Regions from separate parts of the Homo sapiens genome. Here region 1 is linked to region 2. A link is an interaction called in ENCODE POLR2A ChIA-PET data of the cell type or tissue named here. Cell type or tissue: OCI-LY7. All regions are shown on one strand.

Region 1 (5,000 bases), 57 kb before region 2:
ACTCCACCCACCATGAGCTGAGATTGCAGGAATGATATGGTTTGGCTGTGTACCCACCCAAATCTCATCTTGAATTGTAGTTTCCATAATCCCCATGTGTCATGGGAGAGGCCAGGCAGAGATAATTGAATCATGGGGAAGGTTTCCCCATCGGTTCTTGTGATAGTGAGTGAGTTCTCATGCGATCTGACGCTTTTATAAGGGGCTTTTCCCGCTTTTGCTCAGCACTTCTCCTTGCTGCTATCATGTGAAGGAGGACATGTTCGCTTCCCCTTCTGCCATGATTGTAAGTTTCCTGAGGCCTCCCCAGCCCTGTGGAACCATGAATTATTAAACCTCTTTCCTTTATAAATTATTAAACCTCTTTCCTTTATAAATTTTCAGTTCGAGACCAGCTTGGCCAACATAATGAAACATATGAACATAATGAAACCTGAGCTGGGTGTGGTAGTGCATACCTGTAATTCCAACTACTCAGTAGTCTTTATTAGGAGTCTCAGGTATGTCTTTATTAGCAGCATGAGAAAGGACTAATACAAGGCATGAACCACCACACCTGTCTAATTCTAAAAATTTTATTTGTAGAGACAGTGTCTCACTATGGTGCACAGGCTGGTCTCAAACTCCTGGGCTCAAGTGATCCTCCCACCTCAGCCTCCCAAAGTGCTGGGATTGCTGATGTGAGCCACCATACCTGTCCTGGGGATCAAATTTCAACATGAGATTTGGAGGGGACAAATATCCAAATGATATCAGGTGATATTAAAACAATTATTGAGTTGTGTTACTTACAGATTCCATATACAAATACAAGTACCTTATTAGACACACAATTTGCAAAAACGTTTCCTGTTCTGTGAATTATCTTTACACTTTCTTGATTGTGTCTTTTTTTTTTGAGATGGAGTCTGGCTCTGTCGCCCACAGGCTGGAGTGCAATGGTGCAGTCTTAGCTCACTGCAACCTCCGCCCCCTGGGTTCAAGCGATTCTCCTGCCTCAGCCGCCCGAGTGAGTAGCTGGGACTACAGGCGTGTGCTACCAAACCCGGCTAATTTTTCTATTTTTAATAGAGACAGGGTTTCACTATGTTGGCCAGGCTGGTCTTGAACTCCTGACCTCGTGATCCGCCCACCTCGGCCTCCCAAAGTGTTGGGATTACAGGCGTGAGCCACCGTGCCCAGCCAATTGTGTCCTTTGATGCATACGATTTTTAAATTTTGATAATGCCCAGTTTATGTATTTTTTCTTTTATTGCTTATATTTTTGTATTTTTGGTTTCATATCTAAGAAACAATTGCCTAATCCAAGGTTGTGCAGATTTATGCCTATGTTTTCATCCAAGAGTTTTATATCTTTAGCTCTTACATTTAGGTCTTTAATGCATCTTGAATTAAATTTTGTTTATGGTCTAAGGTAAAGGTCTAACTTTATTCTTCTGCATGTGGGTATCTCTTTTTTTTTTTTTTTTTGGAGATGGAGTCTCACCCAGGCTATAGTGCGGTGGCACCATCTCAGCACACTGCAACCTTCACCTCCCAGGTTCAAGCGATTCTCCTGCCTTAGCATCCCGAGTAGCTGAGATTACAGGTGGGCACCACCACGACTGGCTAATTTTTGTATATTTAATAGAGACAGAGTTTCATTGGCCAGGCTGATCGCAAACTCCTGACCTCAGGTGATCCGCCCGCCTTGGCCTTCCAAAGTGCTGGGATTACAGGCGTGAGCTACTGCGCCTGGCCCACGGTGGCTCTCTTTAATTATTTTGTAGTTATATATTTTTATTTTCTTAACATTTGCTCTAAGGCATACAATATAAATTTTAACTTAATCAAAACCTAGTTTAGATTTATACTAACTTCATTTCAGTGGGATCCAGAAACTTTATTCCTTTGCAGCTCCATTTCCTCTTTTCCTTTGTTATGCCATTATTGTTATGTGTATTACATCTGTATATGTTAAAAATATGACACATAGTTATAATGATTACTTTATATAATGTTAAGTGCTTTGAAGAAGCCGAGAGAAGAAGGTAGTAAGCATAGGGGGGACATGAGAGAAGAAGGCAGTAAGCATAGGGCGGTCATGATAAGTCCCGAGAGTGCAGAGATGCCCTCTGCTCTGCCCTCATGACATCCCCTCTCCTGGAACAGTGTCTGCCACATATTGGTGCTCTCTTGATACACAAATGAATGAATGATGATCTCCATATAGACATTAATAAATGAACTCACAGCGAGTCCCAATAAGGTGTGGAGATAAATAAGAGATTAAGAGAATACTGTTAAGTGAGTTGTGGTGTTGATGGGGCAGAGAGAAGAGTGCCTTTCTGATTTGTCAAAAGAAAAACCTTAGGCTGGGTGCTGTGGCTCATGCCTGTAATCCCAGCACTTTCGGAGGCTGTGGTGGGCCGATCACTTGACGTCAGGAGTTCGAGACCAGCTTGGCCAACATAATGAAACCTGAGCTGGGTGTGGTAGTGCATACCTGTAATTCCAACTACTCAGGAGGCTGAGGCATGAGAATTGCTTGAACCTGGGAGGCAGAGGTTGCAGTAAGCCAAGACTGCGCCACTGCACTCCAGCCTGGGTGATGAGTGAGACTGTCTCAAAAAAAAAAAAAAAAAAAAAGAAAAGGAAAAAGATAGAAAAGAAAAGAAAAACCTTAGATGAATTAAATTTAAAGAGTTTAATTGAGCAAAGACCAATTCTCCAATTGGGCAGCCCCCGAATAAGAACAGGTTCAGAGAGGCTCCAGGGCAGCTGTGTGATCAAAGAAGATTTATGAATAGAAAAAGGAAAGTGATGCACAGAAAACGGAAGTGAGGTACAGAAACAGCCGGATTGGTTATACAGCGTTTGCCCTGTTTGAACACAGTTTGAACAGTTGGCTGCCTTTGATTGGTTGAAACTTGATGACTGGCACAAGGGTAGGTTGATCTATTTATGCATTTAGTTAGGTTACAGTTCACTATTACAGAGAAACCATTAGGCTGAACTTAGAATATTTAAGCAGGCAGCTTTAGGCTAATCTTAACCGATACAAGTAGCTCCTTGAGGACAGGAACTATGTCTTATGCATTTTATGCCCAGCACAGTGCTTAGCATGTAGTAGATGCTCAGTAAATGTTGAATAAACGGATGAAGCATTCTGTGGTTAGTGCAGATCTTGGAGGAGGAGGCATGAGAGTTTCAGTCCCTTTGCTTTCCAAGTGGACAGACACTACCTCTGGCTCACTCAGTGTCTATTATGGCTCTATACTGGTGCTGCTTCTGAGGTCCTGAGGCCATCTATTTTGTTTGTGAAAAAGTTCTGGCCTTGCCTTATGTCCCACATTCCCCAGGGGATTGTCAGCTCCCTTTGTGAATTCTGAGCAGGATGTCCAATCACTGAAGGGTGAGAAATACGATCTTATGGTTTAGGACAGAGCAGAGGAAAGACAGGATGAATTTATAATAATCAAATTGGTGGGTTGCTGGGTGGGCAGTGAGAAGAGAGAGAAGAAAACTATTAGTGATAGACTAAGGCAACTGAGAGAAAACCTGTGGTATTCCACATTTATTTACTCATTCATTCACCCCTGAAACATTTATCAAAAGCCTACTTTGGGCCAGGTGTGGTGGCTCACACCTGTAATCTTAGCACTTTGGGAGGCCGCAGTGGGAGGATTGCTTAAGCCCAAGAGTCAAAGTCAATACTGGGCAACACAGAGGGACCCCATCTATACAAAAAATGAAGAAAAAAAACTAGCCGAGCATGGTGGTGAATGCCTTTAGTCCCAGCTACTTGGGAGGCTGAGACTGAAGGATCACTTTAGCCCAGGAGTTCGAGGCTGCAGTGAACTATGATCTTGCTACTGTACTCCAACCTGGGCGACAGAGTGAGCCTGTCCCTTAAAAAAAAAAGAAAAAAGAAAAAAGAAAGCCTGCTTTGTAGCAGGCTAGAGACAGCATATATCAAAGTGTTCAGCTTACCTTATACCAAGTATTAAATCCTGGACATTAAAAAAATGTTAGATTGTGCTGGGCACAGTGGCTCACGCCTGTAATCCCAGAACTTTCGGAGGCCGAGGTGGGCAGATCACGAGGTCAGGAGTTTGAGACCAGCCTGACCAACACGGCGAAACCCCATCTCTACTAAAAATACAAAAATTAGCCTGGCGTGGTGGTGCATGCCTGTAATCCCAGCTACTCCGGAGGCTGAGGCAGGAGAATCGCTTGAACTTGGGAGGCAGAGGTTGCAGTGAACCGAGATCGTGCCACTGCACTCCAGCCGTGGCAACAGAGCGAGACTCCATCTCAAAAAAAAAAAAAAAAAAAAAAGTTAGGTTGTTATAAAAACATTCAGGAAATAACTATATAGCACACAGTGGTGCTTAAGAACCCTGAGGCTGGGGCCTCCCTGCCTGGGCTTGAATCCCAGCTGGGGAGAGTCACCTGATAGCATCTCCTTGTGCTGACTAAAGCTCCCTGTTCTGTAAACCTGATATATTAGCACCTACCTTCTAAAATTCTTGTAAGGATTAAATAGTTAATACACATACAGTATCTAGAATAATGCCTACCACATAAAATGTGTTATATAAGAGCTAACTGTTATTGACATAATTATTAAGGGCCAGAATAGTTCATTGAGATTATCCTCTAAATTTCAATAAAATTTTGGATATCTCATTTTCCACATTGCCTTACTACCTAGACATTTTCATAGTAACAGCCATGTACGTACATATCTATCATACAGCTTGAGCTATTAAGAACCAACAGCTCTCTTCTTATTAATGTTACTTTCCTTTTGTTAAATGATTACCATGGCAAAGAGCTGTTTTCTGCCTTTGAAAAATCAGCTTCACTCCAGAGGTTACCAGAACAGAGAAGAAAATCTGATAGGTGGGAAACCTTTGAGCCCCTAGATGGATAATTCAGAGGGCAGGAAAGCAGCTGCTTTTGTTTCAAATTAGGTTGATATAAATGAATTCCTGCCTGAGATTTCAGTGCTTTGG
Region 2 (5,000 bases):
TTTTTTTTTCTGAGACGGAGTCTTGCTTTCTTACCTAGGCTGGAGAGCAGTGGTGCGATCTCGGCTCACTGCAACCTCTGCCTCCCTGGGTTCAAGTGATTCTCCTGCCTCAGCCACCCGAGTAGCACAGGTGCCTGCCACCGGGTCCATCTAATTTTTGTATTTTTAGTAGAGATAGGGTTTCACCATGTTGGCCAGGCTGGTCTCAAACTCCCAACCTCGTGATCCTCCCGCCTTGGCCTCCCGAAGTGCTGGGATTACAGGCGTGAGCTGCCGCGCCCAGCCAAAATTGAGTAATTTATAAGAAAAAAAGGTTTTATTAGCTCATGATTCTGCAGGCTGTACAGGAAGCGTGGTGGCATCTGCTTCTGTAGAGGCCTCAGGAAGCTCCAATCATGGTGGAAGGTGGAAGGCACATCACACTGTGAAAGCAGGAGCAAGAGTTGGGGGAACATGCCACAAGATCCCATCACTTTTAAAGAACCAGATCTCATGTGAACTCAGAGCGAGAGCTCACTTATCACTAAGGAGATGGCCCAAGCCATTCATGAGACATCAGCCTCCATGACCCAAACACGTCCCACCAGACTCCACCTCCAACATTGGGGATTACATTTCAATGAGATTTGGGTGGGGACAAATGTCCAAACTATATTGATGAGTGAAAGCAAGAGTAAAGAACAGGGAAGGAATGATGGAGAGAATGAACCAGGTAGAGAAAATCTTCTAGGCATGAATGTTCAGCCCCTTTTCAGGGAGCAACAAAAAGTTCTGTATTGGTTGCAATGAAGGGTGCATGGGGCATTGGGGATGGTGGACAGGAATGATGGACAGTGAGGCTGATGAGATGAGCTGGGTCTCATCAAGAAGTTCTCTCCGGGCTTAGCAAAGGAGCTCTAGCTTTATCTGGAAACTTTCCTTGGGAGGCAGGACTTGGCATCAAAACCTGTGTGTGGAAGACTCACACCGATCCAAGGGAAGGGCACTGATGCTGGGCTTAAGCATTGCTTTGTCATTCCCTGATGAGCTCTCTCAGCTTGGGAACAGCCACTCTCTGTCTAGTAAAGGAAAGGAGCTGATCCAGGTCCTCTCCAGTTCTAACTATGCTCCTGTGAATTCTGGCACAATTTTTACTTTTTTTCCTTGCAGAAAAGGTGGCCATTAAGATCCTGGACAAGACCAAGTTAGACCAGAAAACCCAGAGGCTACTATCCCGAGAAATCTCCAGCATGGAAAAGCTGCACCATCCCAACATCATCCGCCTTTACGAAGTGGTGGAGACCCTATCCAAGCTGCACTTGGTGATGGAGTATGCAGGGGGTGGGGAGCTCTTCGGAAAAATTAGCACTGAGGGGAAGCTCTCTGAACCAGAAAGCAAGCTCATCTTCTCCCAGATTGTGTCTGCCGTGAAGCACATGGTGAGCAGGGGTGACGAGTGAGAACCTTGCTCCCATTGCACTGACACTGGGAGCACAGGGCTTTAGGTTACTAACCCTCAAGTGTCCCAGAGGGCTTTTGTCCTACAAAGCAGACAGTAGTCCCTTCTGAGAGTCAGAAGTCTGGCTGGGATCATGCTCCTTGCCTGTGAAGCAACATCCAGGGATGTCCAGTTACACGTCAACCTCCTAGCTTCTGCAGACATTGGCAGGAATCACTGGGAGCAGCTGATGAATATCACCCACTCCCTGGCCATACCCATTTCTCCAACCTCATCTTCCACTATCTGGATAGCTGGCTCCTCACTGCTTCTTGGTTTTGCTTTCCTACTTCTGTCTAGGATGCCCTCATATGACATCTCACATTCTAAATCCTATCCATACTTCATGCCCAGCTTGGTTCTCTCTCTCTCTCTCTCCCCCACCCCCCCTCTCCGTGTGTGTGTGTGTGTGTGTGTGTGTGTGTGTGTGTGAGAGAGAGAGAGAGAGAGAGAGAGAGATGTTCTTCAATCTCACATCAGTTATACTGATATTTTGCCTTCAGTAAGATCCCCTAGCTCTTATTGCCTCTGTGCCCAGTAGATTAACACTTGGTTGTGTCTTTCTTTTTTCCCTTCCTTCCTGCCTGCCTTCCACCCTTCCTTCCTTCCTTTTCTTCCTCCCTTCCTTTCTTTTCCTTCCTTCCTTCCTTCCTTTCTTTCTGTTTCTTTTTTTTTTTTTTAGACAGAGTCTTCCTCTGTCACCCAGGATGGAGTGCAGTGGCATGATCTTGGCTCACTGCAACCTCCGCCTCCCGGGTTCAAGCGATTCTCCTGCCTCAGCCTCCCAAGTAGCTGGGATTACAGGCATGTGCCACCATGCCTAGCTGATTTTGTGTTTTTAATAGAGATGAGGTTTCACCATGTTTGTCAGGCTTGTCTTGAACTCCTGACCTCAAGCGATCCACCTGCCTCGGTCTCCCAAAGTAGTGGGATTACAGGCGTGAGCCACCGTGCCTGGCCGCTTGTGTCATTCTTATTTTAGTTCTTTGGTTACTTCTTTAGATAAATCTGGACTCCTAATGCACACTCTGTAGTTCTCCCAAGAACTGGCTGTTTTGCTGCCTCCTTAATTTTGGCCGTATTGCGGGCCATACAGGAGGAACCTGACTTGCAGGCCTGAGTATCACTTTTACTACCAAAAGTTTTAGTCAGTCACCATCTTTACTCAGATCCCAGTTGAACGGATCTGTCAGAAAAGAGACACTTGGCTAGGGTCTATATTAGTTGAGAGGCTATTTCCAATTCACTTCTCAGCCTGCATGGTTGTAGGAGCAAGAACTGGGATCAGTGAGCCACAGTGAACCTCATTACATGCCAGGCACTGAAAAAGTCAGATAAAACAGTCCATGCTAGCAATGGGGCAAAAGAGGGAGAATTTGCAAGGGAATCTGTGGCCTAGAGGGCCCAAAATAGCAGTAGGGAAGGAGAGGAGGAAGAAAAAGAAGTGAGCCAGGGAGAAGAGCTTGACTGTAGTGGTGGTGGATGTTTCAGACCTGTGATATATGACCAATCATCATTTAAGTGGCTTTGGGCTGTGGTGAGCTTTCCCAGGGCCAGAGAATAAGCCAGACCCATACCAAGTAATAGAACAGATGGGCAAAGAGTCTTCCACATTCTACTTGGAAAAGTAACTTGGTGGGAGAACAGAAGAGAATCCAGCAATAGAAGGTACAGATGTTAGTCTTCAGCAGCTCTACTCCCTGCCATTTCTCCAACGCTCTGCAAACAGGAAGTGTGTTTCATAGCCATAGATCCACATCTTATTGAGTTTGTTTATATGCCAAGACCATGCTGAGCACTGTTCTCATCATACGTAGTTAGCGTCATATATAGTTCTCACCACAGCCTATGGTTATCAGTATCCCACTTTACAGAGAAGGAAACTGACATTCACAGTACCCAGCTGGTATAGTTGAACCTAGAATTGACCAGACTGTCCCCTCCAAAGCCTGGATTCTTATTCCAGGAGGGCCATCAGGAAAGCTGACAAACACAAAGCCATTTTCCAAGAGCCCTTGGGACTGAACAGGTCAAGGGTCCTCTGAAGATTGTCTGGATTCAGGATGCAAGGGTGGGAGTGGAGCATGTGCCCACAATCCACAGTGTGTTCTGTGGCTAGATCCTTGCCAAATGCAACCACCTCCCTTCGGCTGAATTCTGTAAGGATAAAAGAGTCCACCCCAAAAAGCATGGCCGGAAAGTCAGGGGAGGGCTCCAAGCCTTCCTGGTCAAACGATCCATCAGCCAGAAAAACCCATGTATGACCTCAACAACTAAGGATTACTGTTTCATTGTATTTCAGAATGTGTAGTTTCATAAGATCTGGGTCTGATTTCTGGTGTTAGTTTCTGAGTCCACATGTGTGGAACAGACTCCAACCCTTACCACATAGAATAGGAACTTTGGTCTATTTGGGGAGGTGTAGGCATTACATTGGGCTAAAGGTTATGACAGGGTTTGCTATCATGACTTAAGGTGATCCTCACTGAATTTGTTATTCCACCATCATTATCTCACTGTTTCAGAGCAACTGATACATTTTTTATTTTGACATTTTACTGTAAAAATGACTTTTCTCTATGTCTTCTTCCACAGCATGAAAACCAAATTATTCATAGAGATCTGAAAGCAGAAAATGTATTCTATACCAGTAATACTTGTGTGAAGGTGGGCGATTTTGGATTCAGCACAGTAAGCAAAAAAGGTGAAATGCTGAACACTTTCTGTGGGTCTCCTCCCTACGCTGCGCCTGAACTCTTCCGGGACGAGCACTACATCGGCATTTACGTGGATATCTGGGCCTTGGGGGTGCTTTTGTACTTCATGGTGACTGGCACCATGCCATTTCGGGCAGAAACCGTGGCCAAACTAAAAAAGAGCATCCTCGAGGGCACATACAGTGTACCGCCGCACGTGTCAGAGCCCTGCCACCGACTCATCCGAGGAGTCCTTCAGCAGATCCCCACGGAGAGGTACGGAATCGACTGCATCATGAATGATGAATGGATGCAAGGGGTGCCATACCCTACACCTTTGGAACCTTTCCAACTGGATCCCAAACATTTGTCGGAAACCAGCACTCTCAAGGAAGAAGAAAATGAGGTCAAAAGCACTTTAGAACATTTGGGCATTACAGAAGAGCATATTCGAAATAACCAAGGGAGAGATGCTCGCAGCTCAATCACAGGGGTCTATAGAATTATTTTACATAGAGTCCAAAGGAAGAAGGCTTTGGAAAGTGTCCCAGTCATGATGCTACCAGACCCTAAAGAAAGAGACCTCAAAAAAGGGTCCCGTGTCTACAGAGGGATAAGACACACATCCAAATTTTGCTCGATTTTATAAATTGCACTAGACTGCTTGTAACTAACCAAGATGATTGTTGCTGCTTCTAAATTTTTTTCAAGGACAACTTGAGTGGAGACATTTTTGTAATTTTTAAATAAACTTAAATTTGAGATATGCATTTTTTTTCTCCAAAAAGTCTATTAGCTCAGATTCTGGCTTGATTTGGGATCTTGTT

Evidence for each region. ChIA-PET counts read pairs that join two places held together with the same protein. Peaks named below come from ENCODE experiments on the same cell type or tissue, not always from the same donor. Only the 100,000 strongest peaks of a DNase experiment are listed, where the experiment ranks them.
Region 1: POLR2A ChIA-PET joins it to region 2 with 18 read pairs; 5 of 35 experiments call an interaction of 5 or more read pairs at or near these places.

Annotation. Positions count from the first base shown.
Region 1 is chr5:43,218,841-43,223,840 of GRCh38, forward strand. The region is part of intron 1 of NIM1K (NIM1 serine/threonine protein kinase); the gene reads left to right. Among named protein-coding and RNA genes, the nearest start is that of NIM1K, 29 kb to the left of the region's middle. In OCI-LY7, no CTCF peak of the experiment used is centred here; a DNase peak (open chromatin) is centred at 2,881.
Region 2 is chr5:43,275,908-43,280,907 of GRCh38, forward strand. It overlaps NIM1K (NIM1 serine/threonine protein kinase), which reads left to right. Exons shown (of 4, transcript NM_153361.4): 3 at 1,150-1,418; 4 at 4,073-4,943. The coding sequence ends at 4,822. Among named protein-coding and RNA genes, the nearest start is that of HMGCS1, 35 kb to the right of the region's middle. In OCI-LY7, no CTCF peak of the experiment used is centred here; no DNase peak of the experiment used is centred here.